2 separate regions of the Mus musculus genome follow, and region 1 is linked to region 2. A link is a loop called in an ENCODE intact Hi-C map of the cell type or tissue named here. Cell type or tissue: heart. All regions are shown on one strand. Links, peaks and the distances in the headings refer to the core of each region. The heading gives the core; the rest is flanking DNA. Region 1 has its middle 17 kb from the start of Cyp4a31. Region 2 has its middle 30 kb from the start of Efcab14.

Region 1 (15,563 bases), core at 3,295-11,294, 160 kb before region 2:
TTTTTGCTATCCTCGGTTTTTTGTTATTCCAGATGAATTTGCAAATTTCTCCTTCTAATTCGTTGAAGAATTGAGTTGGAATTTTGATGGGGATTGCATTGAATCTGTAGATTGCTTTTGGCAAGATAGCCATTTTTACAATGTTGATCCTGCCAATCCATGAGCATGGGAGATCTTTCCATCTTCTGATATCTTCTTTAATTTCTTTCTTCAGAGACTTGAAGTTTTTATCATACAGATCTTTCACTTCCTTAGTTAAAGTCACGCCGAGATATTTTATATTATTTGTGACTATTGAGAAGGGTGTTGTTTCCCTAATTTCTTTCTCAGCCTGTTTATTCTTTGTGTAGAGAAAGTCCATTGACTTGTTTGAGTTAATTTTATATCCAGCTACTTCACCGAAGCTGTTTATCAGGTTTAGGAGTTCTCTGGTGGAATTTTTAGGGTCACTTATATATACAATCATATCATCTGCAAAAAGTGATATTTTGACTTCCTCTTTTCCAATTTGTATCTTCTTGATCTCCTTTTGTTGTTGAATTGCTCTGGCTAATAATTCAAGTACTATGTTGAAAAGGTAGGGAGAAAGTGGGCAGCCTTGTCTAGTCCCTGATTTTACTGGGATTGCTTCCAGCTTCTCTCCATTTACTTTGATGTTGGCTACTGGTTTGCTGTAGATTGCTTTTATCATGTTTAGGTATAGGCCTTGAATTCCTGATCTTTCCAAGACTTTTATCATGAATGGGTGTTGGATCTTGTCAAATGCTTTTTATGCATCTAAGGAGATGATCATGTGGTTTTTGTCTTTGAGTTTGTTTATATAATGGATTACATTGATGGATTTTCGTATATTAACCCATCCCTGCATCCCTGGAATAAAACCTACTTGGTCAGGATGGATGATTGCTTTAATGTGTTCTTGGATTCGGTTAGCGAGAATTTTATTGAGGATTTTTGCATCGATATTCATAAGAGAAATTGGTCTGAAGTTCTCTATCTTTGTTGGATCTTTCTGTGGTTTAGGTATCAGAGTAATAGTGGCTTCATAAAATGAGTTGGGTAGAGTACCTTCTACTTCTATTTTGTGAAATAGTTTGTGCAGAACTGGAATTAGATCTTCTTTGAAGGTCTGATAGAACTCTGCACTAAACCCGTCCGGTCCTGGGCTTTTTTTGGCTGGGAGACTATTAATAACTGCTTCTATTTCTTTAGGGGATATGGGACTGTTTAGATGGTCAACTTGATCCTGACTCAACTTTGGTACCTGGTATCTGTCCAGAAATTTGTCCATTTCGTCCAGGTTTTCCAGTTTTGTTGAGTATAGCCTTTTGTAGAAGGATCTGATGGTGTTTTGGATTTCTTCAGGATCTGTTGTTATGTCTCCCTTTTCATTTCTGATTTTGTTAATTAGGATTTTGTCCCTGTGCCCTTTAGTGAGTCTAGCTAATGGTTTATTTATCTTGTTGATTTTCTCAAAGAACCAACTCCTCGTTTGGTTAATTCTTTGAATAGTTCTTTTTGTTTCCACTTGGTTGATTTCACCCCTGAGTTTGATTATATCCTGCCGTCTACTCCTCTTGTGTGAATTTGCTTCCTTTTTTTCTAGAGTTTTTAGATGTGTTGTCAAGCTGCTAGTATGTGCTCTCTCCCGTTTCTTCTTGGAGGCACTCAGAGCTATGAGTTTCCCTCTTAGAAATGCTTTCATTGTGTCCCAAAGGTTTGGGTACGTTGTGGCTTCATTTTCATTAAACTCTAAAAAGTCTTTAATTTCTTTCTTTATTCCTTCCTTGACCAAGGTATCATTGAGAAGAGTGTTGTTCAGTTTCCACGTGAATGTTGGCTTTCCATTATTTATGTTGTTATTGAAGATCAGTCTTAGGCCATGGTGGTCTGATAGGATGCAGGGGACAATTTCAATATTTTTGTATCTGTTGAGGCCTGTTTTGTGACCAATTATATGGTCAATTTTGGAGAAGGTCCCGTGAGGTTCTGAGAAGAAGGTATATCCTTTTGTTTTAGGATAAAATGTTCTGTAGATATCTGTCAGGTCCATTTGTTTCATAACTTCTGTTAGTTTCACTGTGTCCCTGTTTAGTTTCTGTTTCCACGATCTGTCCATTGATGAAAGTGGTGTGTTGAAGTCTCCCACTATTATTGTGTGAGGTGCAATGTGTGCTTTGAGCTTTACTAAAGTGTCTTTAATGAATGTGGCTGCCCTTGCATTTGGAGCGTAGATATTCAGAATTGAGAGTTCCTCTTGGAGGATTTTACCTTTGATGAGTATGAAGTGTCCCTCCTTGTCTTTTTTGATAACTTTGGGTTGGAAGTCGATTTTATCCGATATTAGAATGGCTACTCCAGCTTGTTTCTTCAGACCATTTGCTTGGAAAATTGTTTTCCAGCCTTTTACTCTGAGGTAGTGTCTGTCTTTTTCCCTGAGATGGGTTTCCTGTAAGCAGCAGAATGTTGGGTCCTGTTTGTGTAGCCAGTCTGTTAGTCTATGTCTTTTTATTGGGGAATTGAGTCCATTGATGTTAAGAGATATTAAGGAAAAGTAATTGTTGCTTCCTGTTATTTTTGTTGTTACAGTTGGCATTCTGTTCTTGTGGCTGTCTTCTTTTTGGTTTGTTGAGGGATTACTTTCTTGCTTGTTCTAGGACATGATTTCTGTCCTTGTATTGCTTCTTTTCTGTTATTATCCTTTGAAGGCCTGGATTCGTGGAAAGATATTGTGTGAATTTGGATTTGTCGTGGAATACTTTGGTTTCTCCATCTATGGTAATTGAGACTTTGGCCGGGTATATTAGCCTGGGCTGGCATTTGTGTTCTCTTACTGTCTGTATAACATCTGTCCAGGTTCTTCTGGCTTTCATAGTCTCTGGTGAAAAATCTGGTGTAATTCTGATAGGCCTTCCTTTATATGTTACTTGACCTTTCTCCCTTACTGCTTTTAATATTCTATCTTTATTTAGTGCATTTGTTGTTCTGATTATTATGTGTCGGGAGGAATTTCTTTTCTGGTCCAGTCTATTTGGAGTTCTGTAGGCTTCTTGTATGATCATGGGCATTTCTTTCTTTATGTTTGGGAAGTTTTCTTCTATTATTTTGTTGAAGATATTAGCTGGCCCTTTAAGTTGAAAATCTTCATTCTCATCAATTCCTATTATCTGTAGGTTTGGTCTTCTCATTGTGTCCTGGATTTCCTGGATGTTTTGCGTTAGGATCCTTTTGCGTTTTGTATTTTCTTTGACATTTGTGTCGATGTTCTCTATGGAATCTTCTGCACCTGAGATTCTCTCTTCCATTTCTTATATTCTGTTGCTGATGCTCGCATCTATGGTTCCAGATCTCTTTCCTAGGGTTTCTATCTCCAACGTTGCCTAGCTTTGGGTTTTCTTTACTGTGTCTACTTCCCTTTTTAGTTCTAGTATGGTTTTGTTCATTTCCATTACCTGTTTGGATGTGTTTTCCTGTTTTTCTTTAAGGACTTCTACCTGTTTGGCTGTGTTTTCCTGCTTTTCTTTAAGGGCCTGTAACTCTTTAGCAGTGCTCTCCTGTAATTCTTTAAGTGACTTATGAAAGTCCTTCTTGATGTCCTCTATCATCATCATGAGAAATGTTTTTAAATCTGGGTCTAGATTTTCGGTTGTGTTGGGGTGCCCAGGACTAGGTGGGGTAGGAGTGCTGCGTTCTGATGATGGTGAGTGGTCTTGATTTCTGTTAGTAGGATTCTTACGTTTGCCTTTCGCCATCTGGTAATCTCTGAAGCTAGCTGTTATAGTTGTCTCTGTTAAGAGCTTGTTCTTCAGGTGACTCTGTTAGCCTCTATAAGCAGACCTGGGAGGGTAGCACTCTCCTTAGTTTCAGTGGGTAGAGTATTCTCTGCAGGAAAGCTCTCTTCTTGCAGGGAAGGTACCCTGATATCTGGTGTTCGAACCGGACTCCTGGCAGAAGTTGTGTTCCACTCACTAGAGGTCTTAGGATCCCTTGTGGAATCCTGTGTGGGCCCTTGCGGGTGTCAGGCGACTCCGCTGGCAAGATAGCCCGGGGCTCGAGTGGAGCAGAAGGGGCTTGTGCCCCAGGTCAGGCCCGGGTAGTCTGCTTCCCTATGTACCGCAGTCTCAGGTTCCACGTGATTGGATTGGGGTCGGCGCTGTGTTCCACTCACCAGAGGTCTTAGGATCCCGTGGGGAATCCTGTGTGGGCCCTTGTGGGTGTCAGGCAACTCCGCTGGCAAGGTAGCCCGGGGCTCGAGTGGAGCGGAAGGGGCTTGTCAAAGCCTAATTTTTTAGTGCAGAATTCTACCAGACTTTTGAAAAAAAAGTTAATAAACACCAATACTCCTCAAGTTATTGCACAAAATAGAAACAGAAGGAGTATTGCCCCATTCTTCCAGCTCCAAGCACCTAAGTGAGACCTGGCATTGTCCTCAGTGATGAGGGTCTAAACAAGTGTGAAAATGTAAATAAATTTGGAAGTGTAAAGTATTTTATGATACTCTGAAACATAGGCTACCTTCAAATCTCCAGTAGGGCACGTATGGTGGCTTCCCAGAACTAAATTCTGTAAACAGAAAGAAACAGGTCTCCTGGTAGAGACAAGCCCCAAGCAACCTCAATGCTTGGATGCCTCCACAGCATACAGCAGAGAGAGGAAGGCAAAGCAGGCCTTTGGCACCATTGCTACAAGCATAAGGATGACAGGGCCTCGGGGACTCTCTCCCCAAGAGAGCACCACTTGCCTTCACCCAGGGCAAATGGGGATAGGGATGGTCTAGAAGCCCACAGTGCTAGGAGCCTGCCACTGGAAGGGAACTCACCAGCATCACCCGTGTGGACTCAGCAAATATGGCCACATAGGGCTTCAGCACATCATAATGGAAGCCAGGTGTGAGCAGCTTGCGGTGCTGGAACCATTTTGGCCCTTCCAGAACCAGTAGGCCTTTTCCTGAGAAGGGAGGAGAGATGGAGGCTGTGAAGTCCAGACAATCCTACTCTACCCCTGAGAGCTGAGATCAATCACAGCTTCTGACAATCCCAAGCCTGGAACACTACATGGATGGGGGACAGGCACTACAAGACCCAGCCGAGACTCTGGTCCCAATCCCAGTCTGCTAGTATCCAACATGGAGAAGGTAGCAGACCTTAACTAAGTCAATTAAGTCTAGGATTGTTGCCTTCCTGTTAACCAGCCCTTTCTTAGCTCCCAGGAAATTGCCATGGGCTTTTGTTTTTGTTTTGGTTTTGTTGTCTTGTTTTTTAAAAGAACTTGGGAGACATATATGACCTTGGGTCAAGAAGGCACAGTGAACTCGAGAGAGATGTGTCAAGAGTCCTTAATGCTCTTACACAAGACCTGGCTCAGTTCCCAGCACATACACAATACCTCCCAACCACATTTAAGTCCATTTCTCGGACATTCAACCTGGCTCCACAGGTACCTATGCATAAGTGGCATACATCCACAGAAACATACACACAAATAAATAAAAGTTTAAAAAGAATACGGTATTACACACCATTAATCCCAGCACACAGGAGTCAGAAGCAGGTGGATCTTTGTGAGTTCAAAGCCAGTCTGTTCTACATAGATCAGCTAAGGCAAAATAGTGAGACCTTGTCTCAAAATTAAGTAATTAATCACTCAATTAAAAGAAGATGACTCAATGGCTCCCAATATCTTCAACATCAGTCTACATAATAACAGCTAAACTTGGCCCATCTTCCCTGCCCAGCCTCATCTACTAATAGAAGTCTGCATTCTACTCAAGTCCCTCAGACACCTTGCAACCTCAGTGGCCAACTATTATTTGACCTCTCCTCAGACCCTTCTTCTGGAAAACACCACCATTATAATATCCTACATGATCAACTCTAGGGTTGCCCCCCTCTAGGAAGCCACTCTTCAAGCACACATTGCCTAGCCTCTGCTTGGGAGGAAAGTGGAATGTCCAGCAAGGATATCCCCTGACAGGTAGAAGCTCTTTTATTGCTCCCCCACCTCCCCACAGAGACACTAAGCTTAGGACAGGCAGGCCAATGGAGGGGTGACCACTGTGGCAGGGCAGGATTCTGGTCACTTAGCACAAGGGAGGGAGGGAAGACACAGAAAGATAGACGCTTACTTACCGATCCACTGGAGGCAGAAGTCATAAACATATGCAGCCTTCAGGGCTGCAGGACAAGGGGACATCAGTCAAGGAGAAATAGGACATTCTCAAATGAGGAATAGTGATAAATTAGGTAGGGATGTGGTCATTCTTTTCCCAGAGTCTAGACACAAGCCCTGACCTCACCCAACTTCATCCCTGGGGCCATGATTTCCAGAAAACCCCACCCTCTCTCTAGGGCACCTTACCCGCTTGACTGTATACAGCTTTAGAATAGTCAGGCTCATAGATGTTCAGGAAAACAACAAACTGTCCAAGCCAGAGTGGGTGGGCATAGGGGAACTGTTCGGTCCATGTACCCACCTTGTCCAAGTCTCCTAACTTCTGGATGTGAAAAAGTAACAGAAGACAAGGACTACACGGGAGCACAGAATTCCCAGCATATACCAGGTTTCTGGGCAGAGAAGGAAGGATACTGTCCATTCCCCTGGAATCTACTTCCATCCTCCTGTTTCATGTACATTTCTAATACCCTCTCCAGTCCCAGAACTGCTGCTCTAAATCCAGGAATCTTTGTCTCACCCAAGCCACTCCCCTCCAAGACCCAAGAGATTATCCTACCACCAGCTGTGCCTTCTCTGCAAGTCTGGCCCCAGTGTTCTACAGAGTTTGCTGTAATCTCCATGCAGAATCATCTTTCTGAATACTCAATTCCACACAAAACGTTGCCTTATGTGTGCAATGGCAAGGAGCAAAAGTGATAAAAATCATCTTTACCTATAGATAAAAGGAACACTCCTGCCACCTTCCTCCTTTCTGGCTGGCATCCCTGAACTTCTCCCTTCTGCCCTGTTTCTCTTCTTTTCTGTCTGCACTTAAAGTGACCAAGGTAACACCATCTTGTTCTGACTTCATTTTGTATCTGCTTAGAGATTTTTCAACACTCTTCCCTCCCAATAGCCATGTGTTCTGGCAACACATTTCTGTGTCTCCAAACATGACCCAGTATATTAACCAAAATAATTGTCATGTTATATCAAATAACTAAATAATGTTACAAGCTTACTCTGACCCTTCGCTAGCATTGATGTAATTGTGGGTTTTCTCTTGAGAAGTGCTGTACCCCTGAATTTTGGCACCAAGAAGCTCTGAAGCATTAACCTACTATTGGCTGCCACTCAAAATTAAAGAACTCTGATACACTTAATTGGATTAATTACTCTTAATTAATTACTTAATTTGATTAAATCCTCTTAATTGGATACTCTTGAATGGGTTGTTCCCCAGCTTGGGGTTCCTTACATTCTGCTCCTGTCTTTCCCAGCTCCAGGCAGCATTCCTGTGCCCTTCTGTAGCATCCTAACCATAGACATGAGACCTTGGCCTCAGTCACAGACTGCCATGGCCTCCCTTGAGACAGCCTTCTCCTATGAGCCCTGATTGTCCCCAGGAGCCCATTAGAGTGAAGACAGCTCTCAGCATCTGGACCCATTTTGCAGCTGTAATCCCTCAAAATGACTGCTGAGACATTGCTCTTCTATGGGTCATGTGGTTGCTGGCAAACTTCTCTGAGTTATACAACAAATGCCTCAGATTTATCCTCTGGTGCTGCAACATGACCACCACTATCAGAGCTGGGACAGATTGTTTTCTCACAAAGGAAGGAAACAGGAAAACAGGACATAAAGATAAGTCACTGCACCCAGCTCCTGAGCAACCTGCCCCCAACCCTTCATTTGCACCAGTGTTAAACCCAGCAGCAGTGAGCAATGGGAAGGACTTGCTCTCCAATAGTCTGAGTAAGTTACACTTCAGGAATCAGATAAGAATGGGACATCAATGAAGCTTAATTGAACCATGACCTTTCATAAGTGGGAACAGTGCATTCAAAGGCCAACAGAACTATCTCAAGAGATAGAGCTGACCGGAAATCATGACTGAGCTTCCTTCCTGTCAACAAATCCACTCAGGCCATTCCCTAATGGACCTAAAGATCAGTTAGGCAGTATCCAAGGAACAAGTTCCCTGCTTCTCCAGTGTGAGGGAGCTACAGTGCTCTTGGGGACTGCTTGAGGATAAAATGTATCTGCGTGGGGAGATGGCTCAGTAGGGAGAAACACTTGCTTCCCAGGCATGAAGACCTGAGTTTGAACTCCAGCCCCCTACTTAAAAGACAGACATGATGGTTAGCATCTGTAAGCCAAGGGTGAGATAGAAAGATGGAGGGAGGGGATTGCTGACCTGCCAGTGTTTCCAAAATGGAGAGCAACAGGTTTAGTAAGAGATCTTCTCTAACAAAGTAAGATATTCATCGGACTGAACATGGGAACCCCAATGGAGGAATTGGGGGAAGGAGTGAAGGAACCAAAGGGGTTTGCAACCCCATGGGAAGAACAACAATATCAACCAACCACACCCCTGCAAACCTCCCAGGAACTAAACCACCAACTATATATATACACACACACACACATACATATATATATATATATATATATATATATATATATATATATATATATATATATATATGAGAATACTCAATACTCATGCACACACACAGAGGTATGTAACAATAATTTTTTAAAAGAAGCTCTCAATTTGAGGTACCTGGTGTCTCTGAATAAAGGAAGGGGTTAGTGGTATAATTTCAGTCCAATTAAAAACATTAAAAATCCAGCTTGCAATCCGATGAACAATGGAGGAGAATCCCTCTTTCTCCACATCCTCAGCATCATCTGCTGTCACATGAATTTTTGATCTTTGCCATTCTGACTGGTGTGACGTGGAAACTCAGGGTTGTTTTGATTTGCATTTATCTGATAATTAAGGATGTTGAACATTTTTTCAGGTGCTTCTCAGCCATTCGGTATTCCTCATTTGAGAATTCTTTGTTTAGTTCTGTACCCCACTTTTAACAGGGTTACTTGATTTTCTGGAGCCCATTCTCTTGAGTTCTTTATATATATTGGATATTAGTCCCCTCTCTGATTTAGGATTGGTAAAGATACTTTACCAATATGTTGGTAGCCTTTTTGTCTTATTGACAGTGTCTTTTGCCTTACAGAAGCTTTGCAATTTCATGAAGTCTCATTTGTCAATTCTCAATCTTACAGCACAAGCCATTGCTGTTCTGTTCAGGAATTTTTCCCATGTGCCCATATCTTCGAGCCTTTTCCCCACTTTCTCCTCTATAAGTTTCAGTGTCTCTAGTTTTAATTGGACATAGTACTACCAGAAGATCCACCAATTCCTCTCCTGGCCATATACCCAGAAGATGCTCTAACTTGTAATAAGGACACATACTCCACTATATTCATAGAAGCCTTATTTATAATATCCAGAAGCTATAAAAAAAAAAAAAAACAGATGTCCCTCAACAGAGGAATGGATACAGAAAATGTGATACATTTACACAATGGAGTACTATTCAGCCATTAAAAACAATGAATTCATGAAATTCTTAGGCAAATGGATGCATCTGTAGGATATTATCCTGAATGACATGACCCACTCACAAAAGAACACATATGGTATGCACTCACTGATAACCGGATATTAGCCCAGAAACTTAGAATATCCAAGATACAATTTGCAAAACACATGAAACTCAAGAAGAAGGAAGACCAAAGTGTGTATACTTCGTTCATTCTTAGAATGGGCAACAAAACACCCATGGAGGAGTTACAGAGACAAAGTTCAGAGCTGAGACAGAAGGAAAGACCATCCAGAGACTGCCCCACCCGGGGATCCATCCCATATACAACCACCAAACCCAGACACCATTGGATATGCCAGAACACTTTTCCTTACGGGATCCTGATATAGCTCTCTCTTATGAGTCTATGCCAATGCCTGGCAAATACAGAAGTGGATGCCCACAGTCATCTATTGGATGGAACACAGGGGACCCAAAGGAATAGCTAGAGAAAGCTGAAGGGGTCTGCAACCCTATAGGAGGAACAGCAATATTAACTAACCAGTACCCCCAGAGCTTGTCTCTCTAGCTGCATATGTAGCAGAGGATGGCCTAGTCGGCCATCACTGGGAAAAGAGGCCTTTGGTCTTGCAAAGATTATATGCCCCAATAGAGGGGAGCGCCAGGTCCAGGAAACAGGAGTGGGTGGGTTGGGGAGCAGGCCGAGGGGAGGGTATAGGGGACTTTCAGGATAGAATTTGAATTATAAATGAAAATATATCTAATAAAAAATTGTTTAAATGAAAAAATCAAATCTTACTAAATACAATAGTAAAAAAATAAAATAAAATAAAAAGATATTGTGAGTTTTTTTCAGATCACAGTGCAATAAACCTATAAATCAATAGCAAGGAAAACTGTAGAAATTACACAAATATATAGAAAGTTAACAAAATACTTGTGAATGAATTGCGAGTTATTAAAAAATTAGAGAAGAAATCAAAAAGGTTCCAGTAAGCAAATGTAAGTACCCATCATCTCTTAGCACCTTCTGCAGTCGGCAAAACTAGGCCAAGAGTAGAGTGGACCCTACACCTCACAAAGACAGCACAGTAGAGCTCACCCCGATGGTAGTGGTGCTATGTGAGCTTGCCCTGAGGGTGAGAGCACAGGAATCCTGTCCCAGTCCATCAAATGGTGTGAAGTGGCCGGGGCACAGGGGTAATGCCCTCCCCTACCTTGCCCCTTGCCAACTGTAGTTAGGAGAGCTTCCTCCAAAGTAATGAAAGGAGAAGAGATGTCTCTGACCCTCACTGGCTATAACATTTAGGAGAATAGGACCTGCATCTTGCCTGAGTAAGACAGTGGAGCTGGCCCTGATGGTGAAGGCATAGCTGAGCCAGCTCTGAGATTGTGAGAGCAGGAGAGCTGCCCAGCCCCTCACTGGTCACAGTACTTGGGAGAGTAGGCCTTGAGCCTTGCATGGAAACCATAGCGGAGCTGAGTCTGGAGTCATGGGTTTTGGTGTGGAGGTCGCAGGTGCATGAGAGGGGGAGAGCTAAGCATGCCTCCAGCCATGGCAGCACTGAGTAGCATAGCTAGAGTGCTAGAGAGTTCACCCTTGAAGGTACAGGTAAGAGAGAACTGGATAGCTAACTAGCTCAGCTACCAACCAGGCCCAGATCCAGGGCTTTGAGTTGACCCACTCCAAAATCTATGTTATCTATAAACTATTTGGGTGCATGGAAGCTGCAAATCCAAAACTACAACACAAGGCAACAACAGGATAGCTAGGAGGAGTCCTGGTGGAGATCCAATATTGATGGTGTCACAGAAGCCAGAGATCCCAAGCCAAACCAATGAGTCATTGCAATGAACATTTGTAAGTTAAGCTGTATGGACAGAAGGATAAACTGCGGGACACACTGTGACATACTATAGCTTCTCCAATGAGATGTTTTCTAACCATTGTTTTGTTTGTTTATTTTTGTTTGTGGTTTTTGCAGAGTGGAGGGAGGTTGTAAGTGTGGAGTGTTAATAGGAAGGGACTGCGAGATGAGTGGGACAGGGATATATGACGTGAAGTTCAAAAAGAATCAATAAAAAATTTTAAGGAAAAAAAGAAAAGGAAAATGAAAGCAGAAGTTTCCAGAACCCTTGAGCTAAGGCAGTTCTAAGGTGAAAGTTTATAGCTATGAGTGCTCACATTTAAAATAAATGAAAAAAATCTCAAATGATGCATCTAAAAGTCTTTAAAACCCGAGAGTAATTCAGATCCACAAGCAGTTGATTATTTGAATAGTTCTTTTTGTTTACACTTACTTGATTTGAGCCCTGAGTTTGATTATTTCCTGCCATCTGCTCCTCTTGGGTGAATTTGCTTTCTTTAGTTCTAGAGCTTCTAGGTGTGCTGTCAGTCTGCTAGTGTGTGCTCTCTCTAGTTTCTTTTTGGAGGCACTCAGGGCTATGAGTTTTCCTTTTAGGACTGCCTTCATTGTGTCCCATAAGTTTGGGTGTGTTGTGGCTCATTTTCATTAAACTCTAAAAAGTCTTTAATCTCTTTCTTTATCACTGAGTAGAGTGCTGTTTAGCTTCCACGTGAATGTTGGCTTTCTATTATTTATATTGTTATTGAAGATCAGCCTTAATCTGTGGTGATCTGATAGGAGGCATGGGATAATTTCAATATTTTTGTATCTTTTGAGACCTGTTTTGTGACCAGTTATATGGTTAATTTTGGAGAAGGCGCCATGAGGTGCTGAGAAGAAGGTATATCCTTTTGTTTTAGAGTAAAATGTTTTGTAGATATCTGTTAAACCCATTTCTTTCATACCTTCTGTTAGTTTCAATGTGTCTCTGTTTAGTTCTGTTTCCAGGATCTGTCCAATAATGAGAATGGGGTGTTGAAGTCTCCCATTATTATTGTGTGAGGTGCAATGTGTGCTTTGAGCTTTACTAAAGTTTCCTGATGCATGTGTCTGCCCTTGCATTTGGAAGTGAAGTTCACAAGAATCAATAAAAACTTTTAGAGAATAAAAGAAACGAAGATGAATGTAGAAGTTGCCAGAACTTTTGGGCTAAGGCACTTCTAACGGGAAAGTTTATAACTATGAGTGCTTACATTTAAAATAAATGAAAAATCTCAGATATTTTAAATATTCAGAATTGAGAGATCATCTTGGAAGATTTTACCTTTGATGAGTATGTAGTGCCCCTCCTTGGTTTCTTACTTTCTTTTTTTTTTAATAACTTTGGGTTGGAAATCAATTTTATTCAATAATAGAATGGCTACTCCAGCTTGTTTCTTGGGACGATTTGCTTGAAAAATTGTTTTCCAGCCTTTTTCTCTTAGGCAGTGTCTGTCTTTGTCTCTGAGGTGGATTTCCTGTATGGAGCAAAATGTTGGGTCCTGTCTATGTAGCCAGTCTGTTAGTCTATGCCTTTATATTGGGGAATTGAGTCCACTGATATTAAGAGATATTAAGGAAAAGTAATTGTTGCTTCCTGTTATTTTTGTTGTTAGAGTTGGGGTTCTGTTCTTGTGGGTGTCTTCTTTTAGATTTGTTGAAGAGTTACTTTCTTGCTTTTTCTAGGGCATAATTTCCATCCTTGTGTTGGAGTTTTCCCTTTATTTCCCTTTGAAGGGCTGGTTTTGTGGAAAGATACTGTATGAATTTTGTTTTGTCATGGAATACATTGGTTTCTACATCTATGTTAATAGAGAGTTTTGCAGGGTATAGTACCCTGGGCTGGTATTTGAGTTCTCTTGGGGTCTGTATGACATCTGTCCAGGATTTTCTGGCTTTCATAGTTTCCAGTGAGAAGTCTGTTGTAATTCTAATAGGACTGCCTGTATCAGTTACTTGACCTTTTCCCCTTACTGCTTTTAATATTCTGTCTTTATTTAGTGCATTTGTTGTTCTGATTATTATGTATCCAAAGGAATTTCTTTTCTGGTCCAGTCTATTTGGAGTTCTGTAGGCTTCTTGTATGTTCATGGGCATCTCTATCTTTAGGTATGGGAAGTTTTCTTCTATAATTTTGTTGAAGATATTTGCTAGCCCTTTAATTTGAAAATCTTCATTCTCATCTACTCCTATTATCAGTAGGTTTGGTCTTCTCATTGTGTCCTGAATTTCCTGGATGTTTTGAGTTAGGATCTTTTTGGATTTTGCATTTTCTCTGATTGTTGTGTCCATGTTCCCTATGGAATCTTCTGCACCTGAGATTCTCTCTTCCATCTCTTGTATTCTGTTGCTGATGATTGCATCTATGGTTCCTGATTTCTTTCCTAGGGATTCTATCTCCAGATTTATTTCCCTTTGGGTTTTCTTTATTGTTTCTACTTCCCTATTTAGATCTTGGATAGTTTTGTTCAATTCCATCACCTGTTTGGTTGTGTTTTCCTGTAATTCTTTAAGGGATTTTTGTGTTTCCTCCTTAAGGATTTCTACCTGTTTAGCAGTGTTTTCCTGTAATTCTTTAAGGACTTTTACCTGTTTTTCTTTAAGTGAGTTATTAATGCCCTTCTTAAAATCCTCTACCACCATCATGAGATATGATTTTAAATCTGAGCATTCCTTTTCGGGTGTGCTTTGGGTTGTGGTAGGTACACTGGGTTCTGATGATGCCCATTGGTCTTGGTTTCTGTTAGTAAGATTCGTAGGTTTGCCTCTTGCCATCTGTTAATCTCTGGTATTAGATGTTCTAGCTGTCTCTGGCTGAAGCTTGTTCCTCCTGTGATTCTGTTAGCCTTTGTCAGTACTCCTGGGAGTCCAACTTTTTCCTGAGTTCCAAAGATCAGAGCTCATTCTTCGGGCAAGCTCTGCTCTGGCAGGGAAGGTGCCCAGAAGTCTGGAGCTCAGATATACCTCCTGAGTCCTGGGGTCAGAGCTTGCCTTAGAGGCTGACTCTCCTCTGGCAAGGAAGGTGCCTAAGGATCTTGGTCTCAGCTCTGCCTCCTGGCTGAGGATGAAGGCCTGAAGGGACCCTGTCCAAGAAGCTCTGTTGCTTCTACCGCTCAAGTGCTTTTCTGAGTAGACTGGTCTCCGTGATCCCAAGATCCTGGGTGTGCTAGGACTCATGCAGCATGGAGAGTCCTCTGGTTACCTTGGGACCCTCCACTGGGTTCGTGCCAAAGACATCGCAGGGCTGGCCCCAACCAAAAGGAATCACAACCTCTGATCAGGCGTGGTTCCTTTGTCCCTGTTTCAGCTGGCATAAGAACCTCCTGGACTTTTTGGAACTGATGTTGAGTTCCACTCACCAGTGATCCCCAGATCCTGGGTGTTCTAGAGGGCCTGGAGTGTGGAGAGTCCTCTGGGGACCTTGGGACCCTCTGCCAGGGTCCCACCAAAGATTGACTTATACATTTCCAAATCACTCATGAAAATCATTGAGAAGACAACACAGCCAGCATCTAGTCACAGGCTGACTATACACCTTACATGAGCTCCCTGGAAACTTTGTACCAACACAGATCATCTCTGACACCTTCTGCTCTGTTGAATATTAAGGGAAACATGAAATGGTTTCTGAGAAGTTCATGGGCTGACATATGGTCCAGAGGCTCAGCCTAACCACCATCTTCTTTACATCCATAGCTAGCCACAAAGTCCCTCTAACAGACTGCCTGGGTTAGAATCTAGGCTGTACCTCTAGCCAGTGAGGTGATCCTGTTAAAACAAATAATTTATTATATGTAGTATTTTGCAAGGAAGTATGTGAAACTTTTTATTCAGTATTTGATCCTGTAATTTACTTATTCAATAAATGCTCAGTCTGACCACATCATGGGATTAACTGGAAGTTGTTTTTTAATTTTCTTTTTTTCATCTTTTTGATAATTTTATACATGAGTACTGTACTTATATCATTTCCATACCTCCTGCTCTCTATTCAACTCCTCCCATTTCTACTCTCCCAGGCTCTGTCAAATTCAAGATATTCTTTCATTATATATTTGGTATGTAGATTCATTTAGGGCTGATGACTTGACCTACCAAGGGTATCATCTTTGGATAAAACTAATTTTCC
Region 2 (15,563 bases), core at 4,648-12,647:
GAAAATGGTTAGCAGGCATAGACATTCACAGGTTTGTGGTAAGACTAAAGGACTTTCAGAAGGACCATACTAAATATTAGGAAAAGGGAAACTATTAGTTTTAATGATAAACTAGAAGCAAAATACAAGAAAGGGAAAATAATTAAGGGTATTTTCAAAATTATTAATTTGGGGGCTGGGCAAAGTGGTTTCGTACCTTTAATCCCAGAACTCAGGAGGCAGGAGGAAATGAATCTCTATGGATTTCAGACTAGTTTGATCCAACCAGGGCTACAAAGGTAGACGCTGCCTCAAAATAAAAGCATTAACTAGAGCACCTGAGATTATGGTGTTCTCTGAGAGAGAAAGAGAAAACCGAAATGAGGCAAGTTTGGGGGAGAAAGGCAAAGGATGCAAAAATTTAAGATCAGCATAAACTGCAAAGAGCAATGAGTGCCCAGAGGCCATCCAAGTAGAGATGTGTATTGCTCGGTTCTTAAACACAGGAGAGAGCCTAGAGAAGTGGTCATCAATCAAAACTTCAAGGCATCAGGGTCCTTTCAGCAAAATAAATATAAATAAATAAATAAATAAATAAATACATACATACATACATACATACATACATACATACATACATACAAATTAAAAAAAAAAAAAAACTTCAAGGTAGTGCTGGAAATCCAGGCAGTAGGAGTCATCCTCCTTTCCTTACAATCACTGCCAGGTAAATCACAAAATTCTGGTTCCAAAGCATCCGCCTGACTGGTGAGACAGCCTTCACATATCACCCCTCACCTAGGGATGGTGAGCACACTGTGACTGCCTCGATTTTCATTGTGCCAAGACTAAATCCAGGCAGAAAAGGAAACAGACACCTAGAAAGCTAGGAGACAAGGAAGAGAAGAAACTGGGATGTCTCTTTCAAGGGCCATCAGCCTGTGAAGGACTAAAGCCATGGAAACGGAGAGAACCTCAAGGATTACAAGTGGCGTAAAAATAGAGAGAGGAAGGGGAGAAGGAGGATTTCCCCAGTGACATCCCACAAACTACCAGGAGTCACTTGCAGTTAGAATTCTCTCAGTTGCAGTCCCTCAGGGGACTGACTCGGTGGTTAGTTTTCCCAGAAAGAGCTAAAGAGAACACTGAGATGCACATCTGTAGCTTGTTCCTCCTAAGATCTCATTTTCATCCATCATTTTGCAACCCAAAATATTCTTCTGTGAAGTTCCTCCCAAGCCCAGGGGATGAAAATGATTTTGTCTATTTTCCAAAATGCCAGATGCCTTTCCATTTCTGGCAGTAATGAGCATCCCATGGGACACAGAGTCCCCTTTAGACACTCCCTCCCATTCCCGGATCCACCACACACCCGTGTATCCAATCTTTAGATCCTTTAAACCCATATTTCTTAGTCCTCCACCACATTTGGGGGAAGAAGGCACATCAGCTTGAGGAAGGCATGTCTCTGACACCCAGCACTTTTTGAAGGGATGAATTACCCATTCTAGATCTCAAGAGAGAGAGAAAGGAGAGTCACTGGAAGACAGAATGCCTTTGTTTCTTGGCCCTTGTCTTCTGTCATTCACATCATCTTTTCTGCTCTTAGCTATTTCCCAAGATTAACAAATGAACTGGAGTTCTGACACCCAACACTTTACGCCTCTCTGAGGTCAAGCAGGACCTACCAGGTAGCAAAACTGCTCTGAGTGCAATTACCTATGGGTCCTGACCCCACCCTCTGGCTGCTGGGTGAAAGAGCAATACTTAGGCTTAGCACAGTTTTCAAAACTTCAAGAGCTACCTGAACCCCTGTGTCTCCCTTGTTCCATCTATAGTCCTGTCCTGGGGAAAGCTATTAAGATCTAGTGAATCTTTTTAAAAGTAAAAGATGACAAATAAAATCTGGAGCTGGACAGATGAATCAGTGGTCATGGACACTTGCCTTTCTTGCAGAGGACATGGATTTAGCTCCCAGCACCCACCTGAAAGCTCACAACTACCTGTAACTGCAACTTTAGGGACTCTGGAGCCTCTTTTGATCTCTCCAGTCTCCTGCACCCTGGTGCACATATGCACATACACATAAATAAAATACATATTTTTAAATAATAATAACAATAGCAATAAATAAAACCATGGAAATAACAAGTGTTTCAGGGCAAAGTGGAGGATTAGATGGAAAAGATCCAAACATACATGTAACATGTGAGCTGCAGTGCAATACTGCCTATGTACAGGTGAAGTAGGGGTGTGAGAGCTGAGTAGAGAGAAAAGCATGTTCTGAGGGGACCAGTGAGGACACTGGACACTTCTCTGAGAAGGTGACAGGCTGCGGGCAGTGGGGAGGCTGTCCTGATGGGAGAAGTAAGAGGGAAAAGGTAGGCAGCCTCAAAGCAATCACGGATGACAGGAAACAAACAGGAAGTGAGACAGCAATACTGAGCAGACAGAAGGCACATGGGGGAGTTAGCAGAGCCTCTGGGCTCTGCAGTAAGCCCTGGGACCTTCATGCCTACAGTTCCACCCGAGCCCTTGTCAGAGGGAGCTTCTACACCCTCTAAAGCCTGGCCTGGGAAGCCTTCTCAGCTCTCCCCCACCTCAGGCAGAAACACTTCCCTCCATGAGAACCCCTGCACATTTCTCTTTCTGACTGCAGTTCATACCGTGACTTCTGGCCTTCTTCAGCTGTGTTATTTTCACTTAACCTTTATAAATACCTTCCATCATCTAGAATTACCATCTTCATGCCATAGGAGAAACTGAAACTCAGAGAGGTAGAGGCAGCAACTGAAGGTGACTCAGGACCTTGGAGAGCACAAAACCATCCTTTTCCCCTTTGTTGGGACCATCTGTATGTACATCAGCCATCTGTATAAGAATGAGTGAGCCAATTCTAAGAAGGAGCAAAGTGTCCACACTTTGGTCTTCGTTCTTCTTCAGTTTCATGTGTTTGGAGCTGAGACAAAAGGATGGACCATCTAGAGACTGCCATATCCAGGGATCCATCCCATAATTAGCCTCCAAACAATGACACCATTGCATACACTAGCAAGCGTTTGATGCAAGGACCGTGATATAGCTGTCTCTTGTGAGACTAGGCCAGGGCCTAGCAAACACTGAAGTGGATGCTCACAGTCAGCTATTGGATGGATCACAGGGCCCCCAGTGGAGGAGCTAGAGGAAGTATCCAAGGAGCTAAAGAGATCTGCAACCCTGTAGGTGCAACATTATGAACTAACCAGTACCCCGGAGCTCTTGTCTCTAGCTGCATATGTATCAAAAGATGGCCTAGTCGGCCATCACTGGAAAGAGAGGCCCATTGGACAGGCAAACTTTATATGCCCCAGTACAGGGGAACACCAGGGCCAAAAAATGGGAATGGGTGGGTAGGGGAGTGGGGGGGGGGGACTTTTGGGATAGCATTGGAAATGTAATTGAGGGAAAAAATGTAATAAAAAATATAAAAAATAAAAAAAGAATGAGTGAGCCATCTTAGTATATATGCATCCCCTTTGGACTGCCTGCTTTGTATTCACAGGAACAGTGTCAGCCTCAATTACACACCACCTACAGCAGATCTAGCTCAGGACCCATGGAAAATCAAGACTCAAAAAGAGAGGGACAGCTTGCCAAGACCACACAGCAAATCAGGATTGGTGCCAGGTTACAACCCAGGTCATTTGACTCTGAGACAGAACTTAGGCCCTTAGAAACTAAAATGACACTTACGTCCCTCCCAGAGTCTACTCCTTCACTTGTAACTGTCTAATTATATACCTACTAATCCTATTACATTCTGTATGTCCTGAACCTTGAGTTGGAAATCCACTTCAGGGCACAGGGACTGCCAACTCCACCTACCTGCTCACAGCAAACAAGCTAAATTGCCACTCAACCATGGGTCGCTGGCAGATTTGCCTGCAATTCAGAGGTCAGCCTGGGAACACTTAGAGGACACAAACATGCATGGAAACATAAACAGAAAAAAATGTTGTTGTTTAGCCTGTAGATGTGATTTGGGGAGATAGCTACAGAGACAAGACCTGTAAGATAGTGAGAGACAGCCTGAGGGGGACAGGGAAAAGAAAGACCTTCCCTCTGAAGAAAGGGAACTGCAAGAATAAAGGCCCAGAGGTGGAAAAAAGAAGAAAGTATTCAGAAGCCTGCAACATTGTGGTGATTGTGATGAAATCACAGAGCAATATAAGGGTAGAGGGAGAGAAGATGGAGTGTTAACTGAGCAAAGCCAGGAGTCCTTCCCACATAAGGAAGAAAAGTTGGCACTTCAAGAGAGGGGAGTAGAGTGAGCGTCTTTGCTCACACTTTGCAAATCTTTCTCATCTGGAGAAGGCCCAGGACAACCTGTACCTAGAATATTCTCCCCAACTAAAACAACAGCCCTATCAAGAAGCCTTCTGCAGCCCATGCTTGTAGCCAGTCTCTCTCTAGTCCCTAGTCTAACATTCCTAAGGGCTAGTGTACACCCATAGCTCTGATTATACAACTCAGTAAACACATAACAGAACGGGGGAGAATGTTATTCTAATCTGCAATCTTTCCAATTGGCCTAGGAAGACGACAGACTTGTTCCTAAGATGAGAACTTTCTTTCAGTTGAAGAAGGAAATAAGAGAAAGAATTTTGAGATGAAATTACCCTGCCTGTAGATTAGCTGTGGACCGAGCAAACAATGGACTGTGATGTTTACTTCCGTCTTCCCCACCACATACCTCTTCATCAGCTAGTCCTGCAAGTCTTTTTAATCAAAGTGAAGTTCTTGATGTGTAGATTCAAAAGCCTAAGCCTGAAGACCTCTAGCCCAAATACCAGATTTGGAGAAATGCATGCTACATTGAAGCCACTTTCCCATGGTTAAGACCAAAATAGAACTTAATGCACAGCAGAGGAGAGAAGAGAAGATGAGACGAAAACCAATAAGACCAAGAGAAACATACTTACATCACCCATGTGTGTGTGTGTGTGTGTGTGTGTGTGTGTGTGTGTGTGTGTGTGTGTGTGTGTGTGTACAGCAGGCCCAGGTCATAGACATATGACAGTTAGACAGTAGCTAGGAATAGAATGCCCTGGAGGGCTTGCTCACCCATACACCACAGCGCACGTGTTTCCCTGAGACCTCTGCTGCAGGAGATACCTGGCTTTTCTGTTTAAGCTAGCCTTCCTCATCACATGGCAGTTAGACTACAAAAACAACCAATGAGAGAGAGCCTAACAGAGACCTACTGCCCTTCAAGACAGCATAATCTCAGAAGCAAGTAGCGTCACCTGTGCCTCCTTGGGTTTATTAGACGCAAACCTCACAGAGCATCTCATACCCAAAGAGGGATTGGAATGAACTCAGTCCTTGTTTAAGATTTGTTTATTTTGTGTATAAGAGTTTTGCCTTTGTGTATATGCCTGACATGTGTATGTGCACTGTGTGAATGCCTGGAACCCATGAAGGTCAGAAGACAGTATCGGATCCTCTGGAACTGAAGTTCCAGATGACTTGTTAGCTATAGTGTGAATGCCAAGAATTGAAGCCAGGTCCTCTGGAAGCATAGCCAGTGCTCTTACCCTCTGAGCCATCGCTCTAGCCTGGATCTCAACTCTTGGTAAAAAGAGGCCAAAAAACCAATGGGTGCATCTGGAGGATATCATCCTGAGTGAGGTAACCCAATCACAAAAGAAATCACTTGATATGCACTCACTGATAAGTGGATATTAGCCCAGAAACTTAGAATACCCAAGATACAATTTGCAAAACACAAGAAAATCAAGAAGAAGGAAGACCAATGCATGGATACTTCATTCCTCCTTAGAATAGGGAACAAAATACCCATGGAAGGAGTTACAGAGACAAAGTTTGGAGTTAAGACGAAAGGATGGACCATCCAGAGACTACCCCACCCGGGGATCCATCCCATAATCAGCCACCAAACTCAGATACTATTGCACATGCCAGCAAGATTTTGCTAAAAGGACCCTGATATAGCTCTTTCATGTGAGGCTATGCCAGTGCCTGGCTAATACAGAAGTGGATGCTCACAGTCATCTATTGGTTGGAACACAAGGGCCCCTAATGGAAGAGCTAGAGAAAGTATCCAAGGAGCTGAAGGGGTCTGCAACCCTATAGGTGGAACAACAATATGAACTAACCAGTATCCCCAGAGCTCATGTCTCTAGCTGCATATGTAGCAGAAGATGGCCTAGTCGGCCATCACTGAGAAAAGAGGCCCCTTGTTCTTGCAAACTTTATATGCCCCAGTACAGGGGAACACCAGGGCCAAGAAGTGGGAGTAGGTGGGTAGGGGAGCAGGAGGGGGGGGAGGGTATAGGGTACTTTCGGGATAGCATTTGAAATGTAAATGACGAAAATATCTAATTAAAAATTGGAAAAGAAAAAAGATAGAGGTGGGAGGATAGGACTGGTTTTCTTCGACCATACACTGAAACAGATCCCAGATGGTCATTCTTGAGAACCAAAGGGCACAGTGACTTCAGAGCAACAGGACTTGAGGAAACCTGGCCATGAATGTCAGTTTGCTTGACTGCTACCACTTAGACAATGACTCTCTGCCCAGGTGTCATGACTGATCATCCCAGAGCATCCAACTCTGCAGCCTTTAGTTTCTACTTGTGCATACACACTTGCTTTAAATCTGCGAACATGTATTAGCTCCAGAGTTTATCCCAGCAGGACCAGGCAGGCAACTTTGCAGACTTGGGATATTCTCTAGAACTAACTTAGAAACTGGCTGGAGCTCTGCCAGGCATACTGGGGGGGGGGGGGGGGGGGAATGGTTTCCCAGTAATCAAAATCCTAAACTAAACATCTGTCAGAAACACATGGAGGTGGATAATGAAAAGCAAACTTTGCACTTTGTATAGGAAGTGCACAGCACAGAAGAAGCTGCCAATTTCTGGGGTGAAGAGTGACAGGGTTGTATGGTCTGAATCAGTAGAAAGGACATACAAGTGTTTCCCATGAAGCAGAGGTGTCTTGATGCACAGCAGAGGGTACCTGCTGGTGAGTAAAGAGAATTGTTGTAGACCAATGAGAGCTGGAGAAAGGATGCACAAGTCTATTGGTAGATGCCAGATTGAATGTTTTCAACTTGGTGTGTGTGTGTGTGTGTGTGTGTGTGTGTGTGTGTGAGAGAGAGAGAGAGAGAGAGAGACAGACAGACAGACAGACAGACAGACAGAGGGACAGAGAGAGACGGAGAGAGACAGAGACAGAGAAACAGAGACAGAGAGAAGAATATTTATTATATCTCTGGACTGACAGGTACTACTGTATCTCAGCAGCTGGAGATCAGAGGAGCTAGCAAAATCTGAAATCTTTTCAACCTCTCTATAGAAGATGATGCCCACCAATATGTATTCAAAGAGCCCTTAAACAAGAAACATTTTTTAAAAAAAAAAAAAAAAAACATGGACCGAAGCACCCAAGATTCAGAGTATCCTACAACACAAATGCTAATGTGTTGCTCTGACGAAATGTGCATTAAGAAGCCAGGTGGTAATGGCCCATGCCTTTAATCCCAGCACTCAGGAGGCAGAGGCAAGTGGATCTCTGTGAGTTCTAGGCCAGCCTGGTTTACAAAGTGAGTTCCAGGATAGCCAGAGCTACGCAGAGAAATCCTGTCTTAAAACAACAACAAAAATGGGAGAGAAACAGAGAGAGGGGGGGCACTAAGACAAGCAAGGAGGAAGCTGCAGAATACATTAAACTTTTGGCCAAGAAAATGAAGGAAGCCAGAGAAAACTGCCGGGAATAGATTGTGGGGAAACATAGGCTGGCCTCCCTAAGAGCTTCTACTTCTGAGTGGGATTCCTGTCAAGATTAAGTCTCTAAGAGTGACAGACTTTGGAGCACTCACATAAACAGGATATCTTCATCAAATTCTTCTTTAAGGGCTCAACATTCTATGCAGAAAAAGAAAGACTGTAAGAGCCAGAGATAAAGGGTGGCTCCAGGAAACAGCATCTTCTAGACATAACAAGATTGACACACATATGAACTCAGACACTATGGCAGCCCACACAGGGCCTGCCTGCAAAAGTTCAAGGCAAGCAGGGTCCCAACACCATGAGAGGGAAGCAGATTAGGATCCCAAGCCTAATCAAGAAGATTATCTGCAACTGATACTTGATGGCAAAGGAAAAAAAAAATCAGTTTTCTCCAGTGGAGTCTCACTGGTTATAGTAACCACACTTCAGAGGAGGCCCCTAGCCCGGTAGTAGATAGCAACACAAATCAAACTCAACAGTATCTTTGTAGATGTTTTTGCCTCATTTTGCATTTTTTTAACATTGGCCTTTGGCATGTATATTTTGGTTTTTGTTTCTATGTTTTTGTGGTGATGTATGTTTTTGTGTTGTATTTCTTGTTTTTCTTATTTTGGCGTTGTTGATTTTGTTTGTTTGAAAGAGAGAGAGAGGGGCCTGGAGTTAGATGGGGAGGTGGGGAGGATCTGGGAAGAGTTGGAGGAAGGAAGAGCATGATCAGACTATGTTGCATAAATTGTTCTCAATAAAAATAATGTGTTTAAAAGTCACAAATATGATAAGATCTAAAAGCAGACACAAAACAAAATTCCTGAACTATGAGATTATAAATCCTGTCAAAAGGCCTGGGCTGCGGAAGTCACGTGACCTACCAGGGAAGCAACTGTTATTGTTTTGCTAAACAGATCTGCTTCTCCATAACTAAGTTAATGTCGGTGGAGGAGTGCTGCTGTCAGCAAATAACAAGCTACAAGTGAATGAGTATCCAGTCAAGAGTGAGACACGGATATCAGTCCTACCCACCCAACCAAGGATCAGGGAACAATGCAGAAGAAAAATGTAGTAAGTGAAGGATCCGTGTGGAATGCTGAGTTCTGCTCATGATCTTACAGCAGCTGCGACCGCCTACACAACATCTGCATACGATTAGGTCCTTCGCCCCCTTCCCATCGAAGGGAGAAGGAAGCACGCTTCCTTCCTGAGGACTTACATGTAGTCTCAGTTGATGAGGGAGAGATATTTCCTTTAGTTACAGATAAGGTACAGATTGTGCCTGTAAACAATCCTTCAGCCATGGCCCTGTAATCAACATTGATGAAACGCACTGGGTCGTGAAAATTTTAGAAAGTAAAGATATGAAAGAATTACAGTTTCTGATCTAAAGAAGTGAAGGCTGCAGCTCTCAGGCTTCAGACATAGTCTATGCCACTAAGTCACCAACATTTGTTCTGAGACTACTGTGAGGAAGCACTAATCCTCAAGAGCCAGAAAACCTGGGTCAAAATTCCAGGCAAACCATATACCAGCTCCAAGGCCACCGGACAGTCTCTGAAACAGATTCCATCTGGGAAATGGAGATGGGTATCCCTGTCAGGCAAAGTTGTTTAAGGTTAAAGCAATACATGTAGTTATGACTTGGATACACTGTGTTCAGTAAATGTCTGTCGTTTGTTATCTGCCTAAAACTCTGCAGAAGTTCTGGTCGGGAGAGGATCCTAAACCAAGCTGCTAAGCTAGATGTTTCTATGTTTCAGTGCTTCCCTCTGCTGGCCAAAGGAGGTAGCTCCACTGGGGGCGGGACGGGGGAGAGAAAGAGAGCAAAAGAGCGAGGGAGGGAGAGCGAGAGCGAGGGAGGGGGGCGGAGGGGAGGGAGAGAGGCCAAAGTCTGGCCTCTCGAGGCCAAAGTCTGGCCTCTCTGCTGGCTACCAAATCCCCCAAGGAGGTAGATGTGGTGTAGCACAAACAATCTCAGCTATCCAGCGGCCGTGTGAAGGTACATGCAGCCCTTCGCCTCTCTGAGCCTATCTGCTTAGCTGTAAGAATGGAGTGACAATCCCTACCATATTTCAGAATTGCCGTGAATCCCAAATGGCCATGCCTTTGGGACACTTTCCTAAGCTAACCTCAAGTGCTTTGTGGTCAAGCACTTTGATGTTGGGCATCCAAAACCCCAAGGAGGATCTGAGAAGTTGGCCCTGCACTTCAGTAGTCCCTCTCCAGGGGAAGAGGAACGTCTTTGTCTATGCATGTATCTTGGAGTATTTCCCCTATACGTTCCTTTAATGGTTTCATAGTTTGGGGGCTGACATTAGGCCATTTTGAATTGATTTTGGAGCAAGGTGAGAGGCAGAGACACTTTGTTTTTCTATGAATGAGCAGTGGTTTGAATGAGAACTTTCACTCATAGGCTCACATATTTAAATATATGGTCCCTGTGGGTGGTGCTACTTTGGGAGGTTACGGAATCTTTGGGACAAGAAACTTTGCTGCAGGAAGTATGCCGTTGGGGTGGGCTTTCAGAGCTATGGCATCACCTTACTTCCAGCTCACTCTCTGCTTCCTATATATGGATGGAGATGGATGTGATCTCTCAGCTTCCTGCATTGGCTGTGTGCTGCCCTGCCTCCCCTGCCTCCCCTGCCATTATTGACTCTTCCTCTGGAACCAGAAGCTGAATAAATTCTTTCTCCTTTAAGTAACGTCCAGCCATAAGTTTTATCACAGCAACAAAAAGTAACATATACACTGAATATTCCATTTTCCCAGCATTTCCACTACATTGAAGACACTATCTTTTCTTCAATATATGTTTCTGAAGTCTTCATCAAAATTACATGGCTAAAAAAATCCAGACTAGATGGAGGCAGGGTGGTCTCCAGGCCACATCCTTCTGAGGAGCTCTTGACACTTGCTACATCTGGGGAGAGAGAATCACTCTTTCTTCTTTTCCTTGTTTACAATATGTGCTACTAACAGATTTCCCATGCTCCATTGTCTGTCCCACACCCCAACATCCAAACACAATGTGCACAGCAGCAACTGAGGCTTAGTAGATTAAAAAAAAAAAAAAAAGAGGTTAGGAGGCAAGTGTGTTGAGGGGTTTGAGGGAAGTTGGATGGGGAAAGTGGGAGGTGGATATTACCATGTTTCATATATATGTATGTGTGTGTGTATAAAATTTCTCAAAAATAAAGGAAAATTACTCTTCTAAAAATTATGTGTTGGGGCTGGAGAGATGGCTTGTCCCAAGCTAGTATCTCGCCGGCAAGAATTCACTCGGACAACCGGATTCTTCTACAGCAAAGCTTTATTGCTTCATCTGAAGGAAGACCCCAAACCCGGAAAATGGTGCTGCTTATATACCCCTCCGTGTGACGTGTCAGCTCCTGATTAGCTGCTCACTCATCACCCCACTACTACGCCCCGGGGTGGGCAGTGACTTGGCATGAATTTACTCTTGCACCTGCGCACATTACTTGTTTACCAGTTAGGCACAGTGGAGGCCAGCACCATCTTGTAATGGCGATTGCTCACGGCTCTCCACAATGGCTCAGTGGCTAAGAGCACTGACTGCTCTTCTGAAGGTCCTGAATTTGAATCCCAGCAACCACATGGTGGCTCACAGCCATCTGTAATGAGATCTGATGCCCTCTTCTGGTGCGTCTGAAGATAGCTACAGTGTACTTAGATATAATAATAAATAAATCTTTTTTTTTAATTATGTGTTTATAGCTGTGCGGATTTAATTTTAATCTTTGGGTTCTAGTCCACTGACCCTGTTTCTTAACCACCACCATGCTGGTTTTATAACTATGACTCTGTAATATAGTTTGGAATCAGTTATGGCTCCAGCCAGCATTGTTCTTTTTGCTCACAATTGCTTGGGTTATTAAGAGTCTTTTTGTGATTTTTATACGAATCCTAGAATTTTTTTTTCTATTTTGTAAAGGATGTTATTGGAACTTTGATGAGGATTAAAGATTAATATCTAGAAACTGTAAAGAACATGTAGAGACTGCCATATCCAGGGATCCACCCCATAATCAGCATCCAAACGCTGACACCATTGCATACACTAGCAAGATTTTATTGAAAGGACCCAGATGTAGCTGTCTCTTGTGAGACTATGCCGGGGCCTAGCAAACACAGAAGTGGATGCTCACAGTCAGCTAATGGATGGATCATAGGGCTCCCAATGGAGAAGCTAGAGAAAGTAGCCAAGGAGCTAAAGGGATCTGCAACCCTATAGGTGGAACAACATTATGAACTAACCAGTACCCCGGAGCTCTTGACTCTAGCTGCATATATATCAAAAGATGGCCTAGTCGGCCATCACTGGAAAGAGAGGCCCATTGGACTTGCAAACTTTATATGCCCCAGTACAGGGGAACACCAGGGCCAAAAAGGGGGAGTGGGTGGGCAGGGGAGTGGGGGTGGGTGGATATGGGGGACTTTTGGTATAGCATTGGAAATGTAAATGAGCTAAATACCTAATAAAAAATGGAAAAAAAAAAGAAATGGGCAAAAAAAAAAAAAAGAAAAAAAGAAAATGTAAAGAACCAAAAAAGAAGAAAAAACATCAAAGTTCAAATAATCCAGTCAATACATGGGCTATTGAAATCAACAGACAATTCTCAAAGGATAAAGCGCTAATGGCCAATAGACATGAAAAAAGGGTGTTCAACATTTTTAGCAATCAGGGGAAGGCAAGTTAAAACTACATTAAAGTTCTTTCTCACCTCTGTCAGAATCGTTAAGAAAACAAACACTGGCAAGAATGTGGGGGAAAGGCCAGCCTTCTATACTGATGATAGGATTGTAAGTGCTCCAGTCACTATGGAAATCTAAACCTGAAAACAGAACACCATATGACCTAGCTAGACCACTGCTGGGTCTACACTGAGAGAACTATAAATCAGCCCACTACAGAGACCCACATAGCTATGTTTATTGAAGCACCATTCATAATAGCTAATGTGTCCATCAGCAGATGAATGGATAAATGTTTTATAAATAAACAATGGCACTTTATTCAGTCATGAAGAAGAATGAAATTATGTCATTTGCTGAAACATGGATCCACCTGGAAATCATCATATTAAGCAAATTAAGTTCAACACACAAAAAATGACAGATATGTCTTTCTTATTTGTAGCTCCTATAGACACATAAAACCATATGTATATATGATGTGAAAGCAGAAAGGAGATTAGAAGAAGGGGGAGACTATCAGAGACTGGGAAGACTAAAAGGAAAGAACAGAAGAGGTATGGATATAGTCAAAGCACATTATATACTTGGAAGAAATTGTCTATATTAAACTCAACACTAAATATAATGAAAAATACACTCGTAAAATATTTTTAAATTTTTAAAGCAGAGAGAGAGAATCAGGGAACAATATTTAAAGTTTCCATCTGTGGCAGCAAGACCATTACTGTCTCTCCCCAACGCACAATGTGCTTGCATCTCAACCAGTAAAACTATCACAGCTTAAAATGTTAGAAGTTTAAAATGCACAGAATAACTAAGCTATTAAATGTCCTCAGTAGAGGTTTAGCAATAAAGCACACTACAGACTACTGGTTCTTGATGCTTGTGATCCTATAGCTGACAGTGTCTGGAACTTATTGTCACTACCTGTTATCAAAAGAGAATATCAAACCATACAACACAATCCTTCATATGATTCACACTGGATTCAAATCACTCTCCCACCACTGAAAACTCAAAAATCATCTTTTGAACTATCCTAATCTGGCAACTGTTTATATAAAATAAGTAGGCATAAATATAAAACACGTTTATGAAAGATCTATATACAAGTAATTGCACTGCAGTACTAAGAGAAACTTCCTTAGTTAGCCAAGTCATCAAGGCTAACATCACCATTAATTAGAAAAATATGTTTGTCCTTAGATAACATGTCACTGATATAATAACATTCCTGCCTAAAAAGCTTAACCTGAATCTGTCATGAGGATATAAATAATTGTTGACAGTATAGTAAATGTCCTGAATGTCTTAAATCTAAACTTAGAGACTTGTTTTAAAAACAGCCTGTAGCCTGTACTTTCAAAGATATCATTGTGGGCTGGAGAGATTGCTCAGTGGTTAAGAGCATTGGCTGCTCTTCTAGAGGACTCAAGTTTGATTCCCAGCACACATTGTGGCTCAAAATCCCCTGTGAATCCAATCCCAATGGATCCCATGCCCTCTTTTGGCCTCTTCAGGAACCAGGTGCAGAAGTGGTACACAGACATATATGCAAGCAAAATAACCATATACATAAAGTAAAATAAAAATAAAAATTTTAAGAATACATCTTCAAAGCCAAACCTTATATCAATCAATAACAAGCTGAGAAACTGTTCCAGGTTAAAGAAGAAGAATAGAGAAAGCAACTGAATACAATGTGAGATCTTTGATTGGATCCTAAAGGATATTAATGGAACTTAAACAATATGTTAAAGGGTGCTAATGAATCAATGTTAAATTTCCTGAAAGTAATAATTATGTTATTGTCATTCAGAAGAATGCTCTTCTATGCCTTATATGGAAATTTCATAATTTGACAGTTAATTTCAAATAATTCAAAATAAAATAAGATATTGATATTTATATGCAAATAGAGGGCTAAATAAAATGTTGCAAGAGTGTGTGTGAGTGTGTGTGTGTGTGTGTGTGTGTGTGTGTGTGTGTGTGTGTGTGTGTGTGTGTTGATTTTTACTCTTGTAGACAGGCTATGGCCCTAACATTTTTTCAACAATAAGCAATTGGAGGGGAGATTATACAGCTAGATATTAAAGAATGATTAAATGAATGAAGACATTTATCTCAGGTTCATAAATAAATATTCTTAATATATGTTTAAAAATGGCTCAGTCTGAGCAGTAGAGAAATGAAAGCCAGACTCCAGAAAAATTCTAGTTTTCTCTATTCAATGTATAAAGATCAAGCAGACTGACAAAGCTTAGTGCTAGAGACACTAAGTTGACAATTCTGTTCTACTGTATATTATGGTGCATACTGATATAAACAATTTACTTTCCTATAAAGTTGAATTAGCACTAGCTAAATATTGCAGACACTTTTAAAATAAGTGTGTAAGTTCTTCAAAAAGCTATTAATAGATCCACCCCAGGATCCAGCAATATCACTCCTGGGAATAGACCCAAAAGACTCTGTTCTCCTCAGTGATGCCTCCTCATCATTGAGCATCACTGTTCTAGCCACAACAGCTAGGAAGTGGAGACAGCCTAGATGGCTATCAACTGATGAATGGATAATGGAAGTGTATGGCCTGTATATAATAGAGTGTTATTCAGCAGGAAAAAAAAAAAAAACCGAGCTGGACACCCGCAAGGACCCACACAGGATACCTAAGACCTCTGGTGATTGGAACACAGCATCTGCTCCAATCCAATCTCGCAGGACCTGAGACTGCATTAACTAGGGAAGCAGATAACCCGGCCTGATCAGGGGCACAAGTCCCTTCCGGTCCACTCCAGCACTGGGGTTCCTTGCGCGTGGAGTTTCCAGACACCCCCAAGGTCCTCACAGGACCCTCCATGAGATCTTAAGACCTCTGGTGAGTGGAGCACAACCTCTGCCAAAAGACAGGTTCAAACACCAGATATCCGGGCACCTTCCCTTCAAGAAGAGAGCTTGCCTGTAGACAATACTCTGACCACTGAAGCTAAGGAGAGATCTAGTCTCCCAGGTCTGCTGATAGAGGCTAACATAATCACCTGAGGAACAAGCTCTAACCAGTGACAACTATAACAACTA

Evidence for each region. Hi-C counts contacts between places; a loop is a spot of excess contacts. Peaks named below come from ENCODE experiments on the same cell type or tissue, not always from the same donor. Only the 100,000 strongest peaks of a DNase experiment are listed, where the experiment ranks them.
Region 1: it touches region 2 in a loop (2.8-fold over the local background); 2 of 42 quality-filtered maps call a loop at or near these places.

Annotation. Positions count from the first base shown.
Region 1 is chr4:115,538,566-115,554,128 of GRCm38, forward strand. It overlaps the pseudogene Cyp4b1-ps1. Among named protein-coding and RNA genes, the nearest start is that of Cyp4a31, 17 kb to the right of the region's middle. In heart, for the core only: no CTCF peak of the experiment used is centred there; DNase peaks (open chromatin) are centred at 6,726, 7,746 and 8,116.
Region 2 is chr4:115,700,473-115,716,035 of GRCm38, forward strand. No RefSeq gene overlaps it. Among named protein-coding and RNA genes, the nearest start is that of Efcab14, 30 kb to the right of the region's middle. In heart, for the core only: CTCF peaks have their summits at 9,534 (motif pointing left), 9,785 and 11,434 (motif pointing left); DNase peaks (open chromatin) are centred at 8,679 and 9,539; H3K4me3 peaks cover 335 bases.